Regions from separate parts of the Homo sapiens genome. Here region 2 is linked to region 1. A link is a loop called in an ENCODE intact Hi-C map of the cell type or tissue named here. Cell type or tissue: psoas muscle. All regions are shown on one strand. Links, peaks and the distances in the headings refer to the core of each region. The heading gives the core; the rest is flanking DNA.

Region 1 (5,380 bases), core at 59-5,058:
GCTGGTCTTGAACTCCTGACCTGAAGTGATCCACCCGCCTCGGCCTCCCAAAGTACTAGGATTACAGGCGTGAGCCACAACGCGCAGCCCGCTCTTTTTCATTCTCTCTTCTCTCAACACAAATGTCAGCAATCAGTTCTAAAAGCTGCTTGGGCTTGACAGGTAAGGAAGCATCCAGTGCAGGGAAAAGGCCCCGAGTAAGGCAAAAAACAAACTCACCTTCCACTCTGGAAAAGAAGAGCAGGAACCCGAGACCCCCAGCCCTTGGTTAAAATCAGCCCTGCTGGAAACAGCTTTGTTGAGTCCATGAGAAGGTGGAGCTGAGACAAGTGGCTGCGTGAGCCCAGCTGCTGTGGAGGAATCCGCTCAGAGGAGATGGGGCTGAGATCATGCATGCCACCAAGTGCCAGCTGCAGGTATTTGGGGAGTATCAATTAAAATAGCATGTAGAGGCCAGGCACGGTGGCTTATGTCTGTAATCTCAGCATTTTGGGAGGCTAAGGTGGGAGGGTCCCTTGAGTCCAGGAGTTTGAGACCAGCCTGGGCTACATAGCAAGATCCCGTCTCTACAAAAAAATTAAAAATTAGCTGGGCATCATGGTGCACATCTGTAGTCCCAGCTACTTGGGAGGCTGAGATGGGAGGATGGTTTGCGGCAGGCAGGTCAAGGCTGCAGTGAGCCTTAATCACATCACTGCACTCCAGCCTGGATGACAGAACAAGACACTGTTTAACAAAGTAATAATAATAAAACAAAGAGGGGCACACGTACTCAGGACCTCCTGAGGCTATGTCATAGGCAAAAAAGTAAATAGATAAAAAGAAAAAAGAATGTAGATGGTAGTAAAGTAACCTCCAGCCAGCCATAATTGAAGGAAAGAATAAGTTAGAGAACCCATCTTCTTTGAAATGCAAAGCAGTTTAAAGGAACTGGTTAATGGTGATTAACAGCCATTGAGGGTTTGAATGAAACCCAGAGAAATGACAGAGTGAGTACTTTCTGCTCCAGCACAAATGATGTTGTAAAAAGGATGGTCAGACCCTCCCTTGGGCTTACCGCTGCTGGAGGGCAGATGTGGGTCAGTCTCACCTCCTGAGCAACATAGCCACCTCCTCTGCTGTCTTCTCCTCTTTATTTATTCATTCATTCAAATCAGAGATGGGGTCTCTCTCTGATGCCCAGACTAGCCTTGAACTCCTGGGCTCAAACAGTCCTCCTGCCTTAGCCTCCTTGGGATTATAGACGTGAGCCACCACACTCGGCTTGCATTTTTTTTGTTTGTTTTGTTGTGGTGGTGGTGGTGGTTTTTTTGTTTGTTGTTGTTGTTTGTTTGTTTTGTTTTGAGACAGAGTCTCGCTCTGTTGCCAAGGTTGGAGTGCAATGGCGCGATCTCGGCTCACGGCAACCTCCGCCTCCTGGGTTCAAGCAATTCTCCTGCCTCAGCTTCCCGAGTAGCTGGGATTACAGGAGCCTGCCACCACGCCTGGCTAGCTTTTTGTATTTTTAGTAGAGACAGGGTTTCACCATGCTGGCCAGGCTGGTCTCGAACTTTCAACCTCAGGCAATCCGCCAGCCTCTGCCTCCCAAAGTGTTGGGATTACAGGCAAGAGCCACCACGACCGGTCTGCTTTTTTTTTAATTAAAAAATATTTAATTGACAAATAAAGATTGACTAATTCAAGATGTACCACATGATGATTTGATGTACGTATACGTGGTATGATCATGGCCACAATCAAATCAGTGTCTCCGCCAGCACCCACGCTGCCGCACGCTGTCTTCCGCAGCTGGAAGAGCTTTTCTCAGCTACCAATAGAGGCCTATTTTGGTTACTTATTTAGAAGTTACCATTATTTCTATCATTAGTGGTATTCTAAGTCTTTTGAAATCAAGTAGCATTTCAATTAATTTTTTTTCAAGATCCAAGATTTGAGTCCTTGGAGAGACAGTGACAGGGATTAAAACTCCAGATTAACTCACTCAAAGATGTTGACTTCAACCCTAGTAAATTCATCTCCACTCTGACTCCTCCCAAAGTTGTTCTCAACCGAAGCTTCTATTTTTAATAACTTTCATTGGTAAGATACTTGAGGGGAAAAAAAAACACAATATTTCCTGTAATGATTCATCACTTCTTCCTGAAAGGGAAGCACTGTTGATTCCTAGAGTACAGGACTGTCTGTTTTAAAAGCAAAGCACTTCACAGCCTAACCCCGTTCTGTTGGATGGGACACACTCAGATGGTAATCACATCCATCTGATGTGATTAAAAAAAAAAAAAAGCAATAAGTTTCTTGACATCGCTGGAAGAGAGCCTCTTGCCTCAAACTTCCTAGTGGCATTACAGTGCTCCAGGACTCCACACACAGTCCAAGGGAAGAGAACAAAAAATACCTCATTTTTATTTCAAGTTTACTCTATTAAGCCGTATGCTTGGCAGTTCACATACATGTCATTTAACAACTCTGGGAGATATCCCATTACTCCAATTCTACAGATAAATAAACTGAGTCTCAGAGAAATTAAGAATTATGACCACGGTTGCACAGCTGACAAGTAGAAAATTCAGGATTTAAGTCCAGGTCTGTATTATTGCAAAGCCTTGGTTCTTTCCAATATACTCTGGAGTCCTCTAAACTACAAGATAGTTAATGGAGAGGGTGGGTCTACCTATCATCACCCAGGAGCTTCTGTAGTGCAAATGTCTTTTTAATGATATATAAATTTTTAAAATATGTTTTAATCCAAAAAAACATGTATTGAGCGCTCACTAGATGAATGACATCGCAGTGATTAAAAGAAAAAAAAGCATCTAGTCAGTAAACACATGATGTCAATTTCTTTTCTTTTCTTTTTTTTTTTTTTTTTTTTTTTTGAGATGGAGTCTCACTCTGTCTCCCAGGCTGGAGTGCAGTGGCGCAATCTCAGCTCACTGCAACCTCCGCCTCCTGGGTTCATGTGATTCTCCTGCCTTGTCCTCCCCCGTAGCTGGAACTACAGGCATGTGCTACCACGCCCAGCTAATTTTTGTATTTTAGTAGAGATGGGGTTTCACCATGTTGGCCAGGCTGGTCTCGAACTCCTGACCTCCGGTGATCCACCTGCCTCAGCTTCCCAAAGTGCTGGGATTACAGGTGTGAACCACCACGCTCAGCATTGTTAATTTTTTAAAGTTAATGTTGTTTGAAACCATAGAGCCATTTCCAAAAAAGTGAAGCAATCACAAGCTGTAAATTCCTAACAAGTCTCTGCAAAGCTAGTGGTAAAACAAAAGGAGCTGAGAAGCTGTTTAAAAGCAAGAAGGGAACTTCAGGTACATCAAGTCCAAATGTCCCTATTTATAGACAGTAAACTGAGGCCCAGAAGAGCCCATGACTTGCCCAGGGTCATACAGTTCAACCATGACAGAGCTGAGCCCAGAGCCAAGCCGGTGGGAGTGGTCAGCTCCAGGACTTCAGCAGAGGCACCTTCTACATAACTTCCCCAAGAACCCTCAGAGAGGCCTCCAGCAATAACATAGAATTCCGATCCTGAGGGAGTTCTAACAGAGATCCCTATGGCCCCCGGCAAGCTTCATCATCACAATGTCCTCTTCAGTTAAGCTCTCTAACTTTGGACTGAGGCCCAGTTGCTAAGGATCAGTGGCCAAGCGTGTGGAGAGCGATAGTTAATTTTATGTGTCAGCCTAGCTAGGCTCTGGTGCCTAGTTGCTTGATCAAACACCACAGCTTGGTGCAGTGGCTCAAGCCTGTAATCCCAGCACTTTGGGAGGCTGAGGTGGGAGAATGGCTTGAAGAATTAGATACCAGTCTGGGCAACCTAACAAGACTGAGTCTCAAAACAAAACAAATTAGGCCGGATGTGGTGGCTCATGCCTGTAATCCCAGCACTTTGGGACACTGAGGTGGGCAGATCACTTCAGGCCAGGAGTCCGAGACCAGTCTGATCAACATGGTGAAACCCTGTCTCTACTAAAAATTAAAAAAAAAATTAGCCAGGCATGCTAGTGCACACCTGTAGTCCCAGCTACTTGGGAGGCTGAGGCAGGGGAATCACTTGAATCTGGGAGGCAGAGGTTGCAGTGAGCCGAGATCCCACCACTGCACTCCAGCCTGGGTGACAGAGCAAGACTCTGTCTCAACAACAACAAAAAAAAAATTAGCTGAGCATGGCAGCACAGGCCTGTACTTAAGAGCTACTTAAGAGGCTGAAGCAGAAGATCCCTGAGCCCAGGAATTGAAGCTACATTGAATTACGATGGTACCACTGTACTCCGGCCTGGGCAACAGAGCAAGACCTCCACTTTAAACAAAAAAAAAATCAAACACCAGTCTGGATGTCACTGTGAAGGTATTTTTTAGATGGGACTAACACTGAAATCAGTGGACTTGAAGCAGATTGTCCTCCATCATGTATGTGGGCCTCACCCAATCAGTAGAAGGTCCTAAAAGAGTAAAGATTGAAGTTTCCCCCAGAAGAAATTCTTTTCCCTGCCTGGCCAACATGGTGAAACCGCATGCAAAAATCACCCAGGCATGGTGGCAGGTACCTGTAATCCCAGCTACTCGGGAGGCTGAGGCAGGAGGATCACTTGAACCCAGGAGGTGGAGGTTACAGTGAGCCGAGATCAAGCCACTGCACTCCAACCTGGGTGACAGAGTGAGACTCAGTCTCAAAAAAAAAGGGAATTATTTTCAAGACTGCATCATAAAAACCCTGCCTGCATTTCCAGACTCCTGCCCTGTGGAATTCAGACTCAAGACCAACATCAGTTCTCACCTGAGTCACCAGCTTACTGGCCTGCTCTACAGATTTCAGACTTGCCAGCCCTCACAATCACATGAGCCAATTTCTTAAAACAAATCTCTCTCTGTCTCTCTGTCTCTCTCTCTCTGTCTGTCTGTCTCTGTCTCTGTCTCTCTCTCTCTCTCTCTCTCTCTCTCTCTCTATATATGTATATATATATATATATATATATATTCAAGGATATATATAAAATCAAAAATCCAATATATGGATTATATATGTATATATCCTATTGGTTCTGTTTCCCTGGAGAACCCTAACACATGGAGCATGAATGAATGGTGTGACTCTAGGCTGAAAATGGGAAGTGGAAAGCAGATAAATTAGTGAGTGCCCATCTTGTGAAAGGCACTATGCTAGCATCATGTTCCAGGGTACAAACTCTGCCCCTACCCTCAAAAAGCAGAAGTTGAATAAGGCTTCAAGGCTGAAGACTGGCATACGAGGCAGATTATGTCACCCTCCTTTTTGAGATAAGAGCACTGCAGCCTTGAGAGATTCCAGAACTTGTTCAAGCCTCAGAGCTGCTGTGTGGAGCCAAGATTCAAACCCCCATTTGCATGACTCTGAAGG
Region 2 (5,380 bases), core at 202-5,201, 60 kb after region 1:
TGATTTACACTACAGCTTTTAATTCTTCATTTCAAACTAGTTATAAATTAGCAGTAACTTCCAATGTTTATAGTTTGCTTCTCTGTTCTCTATTGACTCTCCTTTAAGACTATAATTTTTTTTTTTTTTTTTTTGAGATGGGGTCTTGCTCTGTCACCCAGGCTGGAGTGCAATGGTGGGATCTCGGCTCAATGAAACCCCTGCCTCCCGGGTTCAAACGATTCTCATGCCTCAGTCTCCAGAGTAGCTGGGATTACAAGCATGCACCTCCCTGCCTGGCTAATTTTTTTTTGTATTTTTAGTAGAAACGAGGTTTCACCATGTTGCCCAAGTTGGTCTTGAATTCCTGACCTCAGGTGATCCGTCCGCCTTGGCCTCCCAAACTGCTGGGATTACAGGTGTGAGCCACTGTGCCAGGGCAAGCCTATAATGATTTTTAAATAAATAAGTTCATAGTTAATGCACTGGGAAGTATAGTTTTTACTTTCAGCTCTTTAAATTAATCACCTATATATTTTTATATATTTGTAGCAGAGGCTGCTCTCTGCCCTCTAATATTTGCTCTCCTTTTTATTTTATTTTTTGGGATGGAGTCTCGCTCTGTCACAGACCTGAGTACTGTGGCATGATGTCAGCTCAGTGCAACCTCTGCCTCCTGGGTTGAAGCGATTCTTCTGCCTCAGCCTCCTGAGTAGCTGGGATTCAAGGTGCCCACCACCACGCCCAGCTAATTTTTGTATTTTTAGTAGAGACAGGGTTTCACCATGTTGACCATGGCTGGTCTCGATCTCCTGACCTTGTGATTCACCCGCCTCGGCCTCTCAAAGTGCTGGGATTACAGGCATAAGCCACCATGCCCGGCCCCTCCTTTTTATACAGGAAAAGATGTTTTAGCTCTATCAGTTGTTGCCCAGCTAAAAACTACATTTCTCAGATTTTTTTGCAATTAAGGGGGGCTAAGAGACCAGGTTCTAGACAGTGGGATGTGAGATAGAATTGTAACTTCTGGGCCAGGTGCGGTGGCTCACGACTGCAATCCCAGCACTTTGGGAGGCCGAGGCCAGTGGATCACTTGAAGCCAGGAGTTCGATATCAGCCTGGCCAACATGAAGAAACCTGTCTCTACTAAAAATACAAAAATTAGCTGCGCATGGTGGCATGCACCTGTAATCCCAGCTACTCCAGAGGCTGAGGCACGAGAATCACTTGAAACTGGGAAGCGGAGATTGCAGTGAGCTGAAATCATACCACTGCACTCTAGCCTGGGTGACGGAGTGAGACTCTTGCCTCCAAAAAAATAAATAAATAAATAAATAACTTCTGGGTCATTCTCTTAAAAGCAAAGAAACATGCTTTTCCTCTAACCTTTGCTCAAACTACTGGCTAGAATTTAGACGTGATGGCAGGCACTGGATCAGCCACAATGAGACAGAAGCCACATATTGCACAAAGTTGCAGTAGAGGGTGTCAGTCTGTGACATCATAGAGCTTTAGAAAAAGATCACTTAGTCTCAGACTGTTCCATGAAAGATAAATAACTTTAACTTGTTTAAGTCACTGTAATTTTGGTATTTATCTTTGCAGCCAAAACATATACTTATAAATATGTACACTTATAAGGGTATATCTAATATATATGTGTGTGGGCTATGAGAATACTGAAACAAAACCCAGTGCGGGTATTATCCAGCTTAAGAAATAAAACATTATCAATATCGGCTAGGCATGGTGGCTCACGCCTACAATCCTAGCACTTTGAGAGGCCACGGCAGGCAGATGGCTTGAGCTCGGGAGTTCAAGACCAGCCTGGGCAACATAGCAAGACCCCTTCTCTATTTCAGAAACTTTTAAAATAATAATAATAATTTTAAAAAGACATTATCAATATCTCCGAAGCCCTTGTGTTAACCTCTTTGGTCATTTCCCCCTTGCTATCTCCACAGCCAGCAGCAATCAATACTATGAAGGTTTTTGCAAATAGGTAGCTCAGATTTCTGATAGGCAGCACCTGGCACCGGGCCCTGTGCACATCAGCATTTAGCAAGGGTTAGTTCTGATGGAGATGGTAATATTACTGTGGTCTCTTGAGGTTTCAGGCTGCCCTTCAGTCCAGGGCTCAGAACCTCCCAGGCTCCCCAGGAGATACTCTTGCTGCTCCTGCACAGAATCCCTGGTGCCTTGCATTCCATTGCTGGGTGCCTCCTCCTGGATCTCTGCTGGCCAGAGTTTCCTTCACCCACACAGTGGATGGTATGTCTGCCTTCACCAATGGCACTCCCCGCTGGCTCCCTGGGCAAAGCAAAAAATGAGAAACTGTATCATCCATTGTTGACAGTCTCTTCCTTGGAGTAACTGCATAGGAGAGTTTAAAATATCTATATATCCACAGATCCACAAAATTATCTACATATATCTATAGTCAGCTATTAGCTTACCAAGTTGTTAAGACGTAGAACATGATCAGTCAGTGTCTACTGAGTGAATTCATGGTCCTATGATTGAGATTGAGGGAAGCTTTGAAGATTACTAATGTTAATAAGAGTTAATATTGGACTAGCACATGCCTCGTACCAGGCATTGTGCTGAGAGCTTTTGCGTTTTGTCTTCCTAACTCTATAAGGTAGGTACACATTTTACAGGGGAGGCACAGAGAGGCTAAGAAAATTCCCCAAGGTCACTCAGCTCGTTAAATGACAGAGATTAACTTCAAATACAAGCAACCTGGTTCTAGAGTCCAGGTACTGTCATATCTTTTATGCCTAAGACTTTCAAAGTCATGCTATGGATTCTTCTTTTTCATCCAATCCATCTGTTAAATCTAGGATTTTCCTTGCAGCAATGAGAGGCTTTAGAGACCAATCTCTCAAAATAGGGACTAGGACAAGATCAATTTCCTCTTCTTGCCACTACTCAGAGAGCAGCTAGTATTAAAATTATTTACTGCAAGGACAACTTAAAATAATCTCTTTATAAATGTGATTCCCGGCCCCCAACATACTGGCCTTGTTCCAGAAAGTCCAACTCACAAGTCTGACTCTCAATTCAAAAGAGCCCCATTCATGCACTCTCTGACAAATTTATCAGCAATTTTGTAAAAACAAAAAATAATACCTAAGTGTATATATATACATTCGTATGCACACATACATTTATATATATGTATACACATACGTACATGCATGCAATTGATTGTTATTATTAATGATAGCTATGTGCTATAAAGTTACCACAAACACTCAATTGGTGGGTACTGAGCCATTGCCCCCAGGGGAAATAAAGGGTTAAGTTTCTATGAGCCTCTGGTCACAATGTTTTCATCAACCTTGTTTTATGTGTGTTTCTGTTTAAAGACACCTTATTTCATATGTAGTGTTGATTCATTAACATTGAATTCACAGCCAATAGCACCGTAACTCATGCCTGAATGAAGCTTCTCTAACACATATATTTTCTGGGTAAGGCACATTATAGCTTTCTTGCACTTAGGAACACTAGACAGCACTTTCATACTATGCTCAGAGGCCATTTCAAATGGCAAAATCACCAACAAAAGGCACAAAAATGTGAAAAACGTGGCACTACAGAGACTTTGAAAGGACACTTGTTTACAGTATGAGCGCTGAAACAAGGCAGAACATAGTCCTGTTCAACCTCAGCTGGGAACAAGCATGTTGAACAACTCAGATTTTTTACTGCTCTGTACATATCTGAGAATGACCAGGAAAGCACCATGAGTATTGATTTAGGGATTACCAATAAACATTATTGAGTATGCAAATTTGCAAATATCAAATCTGCCAATAATGAGGATCACATCTATTTAGTCTCTCTGCCCTTTTTAAATAATCTATGATAGACTGGGCATGGTGGCTCATGCCTATAATCCCAGCACTTCAGGAGGGCGAGGTGGGCAGATCACGAGGTCAGGAGTTCGAGACCAGCCTGGCCAATATGGTGAAACCTCGTCTCTACTAAAAATGCTAAAATTAGCTGGGCGTGGTGGCACACGCCTGTAGTCCCAGCTACTCGGGAGGCTGAGGCAGAAGAATCGCTTGAACCCAGGAGGCGGAGGTTGCAGTGAGCCAAGATTGCGCCACTGCACTCCAGCCTGGGCGACAGAGGGAGACTTCGTCTCAATAATAGTAACAATAATAATAATTTATGATAACCAAAATGTGGGATCAGCATTAGACAGTGATTCCATGATGTCAAACCTTCTGATTTAAAAGTGAAAACAGGCCGGGTACAGTGGTCATGCCTGTAATTCCAGCACTTTGGGAGGCTGAGGCGGATGGATCACTTGAAGTCAGGAGTTCGAGACCAGCCTGGCCAACATGGTGAAACCCCATCCCTACTAAAAATACAAAAATTAGCAGGGCCTGGTGACAGGCGCCTGTAATCCCAGATACTCGGGAGGCTGAGGCAGAAGAATCACTTGAACCTGGGAGGCAGAGGTTGCAGAGCTGAGATCGCACCACTGCACTCCATCCTGGGTGACAGAAGAGACTCTATCTTAAAAATAATAATAAAACATAAAAGTGAAACATTTTATCTGCCTTCCAATGTGCTGTCTACACAATGACAAATGTGCCAATAATTTCAAATATGGAAATGTTCCTCTGCATACCTAGGAACAGTACTAATAGCAGCTAACATCTCCCCAGTGCTTTCTGTGAGCCAAGCTCTCCATGTGGATTGTCTCAATGTAATTCCCATAACAGCACTGCAAGGTGGGCACTGTTACTATCTGAGGGTGAAATGAAGAAAGTGAGACCTGAAGAGTTCAGAGGCTTAACCACAGAGCTGGTCACTCCAGTTCTCCAGCCCACGTGACCGCCTGACCAGCCCGAGAGGACCATCTCTTCATTATTCTATCTCTTCACTTTATGGGTGAGGGAACAGAAGCGGGGAACTAGCCAAGTGCTGAAAACCAGTCATACAATTGGGGTAAGACTCAGACATTCCACTCATCATTGCTGCGCCATTTGCTCCCTGAGTCTGTGAGATCTAAGGAGGGCCGATTACGTCTCGTTCATCTTTTTATTCCCCTCGACGCAGTGTCCAGCACACAGAAATCAGTAAATGCTGGTTGAACAAGTTGTTGCTCAAGGTTTTAGATAATTCTCCAAGCCCAAAGCATACATTCCAGCATTATCCATAGCATACCATTCCACACTAAAGACAATGATCTCTTTAGATGGCTTTTTACATTTCAACTTTTTTTTCTCTCACATCCTCCTAAATAGAATTCTAAGTCAGAAAGTTTGAACATCAGTTTTTGGGAGGATTCCATATTGAATAGAGTTGATGATCAAATGATATCTTTGGAGTCATTTTCTGATCCAATTATCCAAATATAAACAAATCCTTACTGTAGCCT

What was found. Hi-C counts contacts between places; a loop is a spot of excess contacts. Peaks named below come from ENCODE experiments on the same cell type or tissue, not always from the same donor. Only the 100,000 strongest peaks of a DNase experiment are listed, where the experiment ranks them.
Region 2: it touches region 1 in a loop (5-fold over the local background); 5 of 110 quality-filtered maps call a loop at or near these places.

What each region holds. Positions count from the first base shown.
Region 1 is chr18:22,211,709-22,217,088 of GRCh38, reverse strand. LOC105372017 (a long non-coding RNA gene) reads right to left here and starts at 1,190. Exons shown (of 3, transcript XR_935279.3): 1 at 1,058-1,190; 2 at 220-410. RefSeq lists an enhancer at 606-1,255. In psoas muscle, for the core only: no CTCF peak of the experiment used is centred there; no DNase peak of the experiment used is centred there.
Region 2 is chr18:22,151,845-22,157,224 of GRCh38, reverse strand. No RefSeq gene overlaps it. Among named protein-coding and RNA genes, the nearest start is that of GATA6-AS1, 14 kb to the left of the region's middle. In psoas muscle, for the core only: no CTCF peak of the experiment used is centred there; no DNase peak of the experiment used is centred there; H3K27me3 peaks cover 4,137 bases.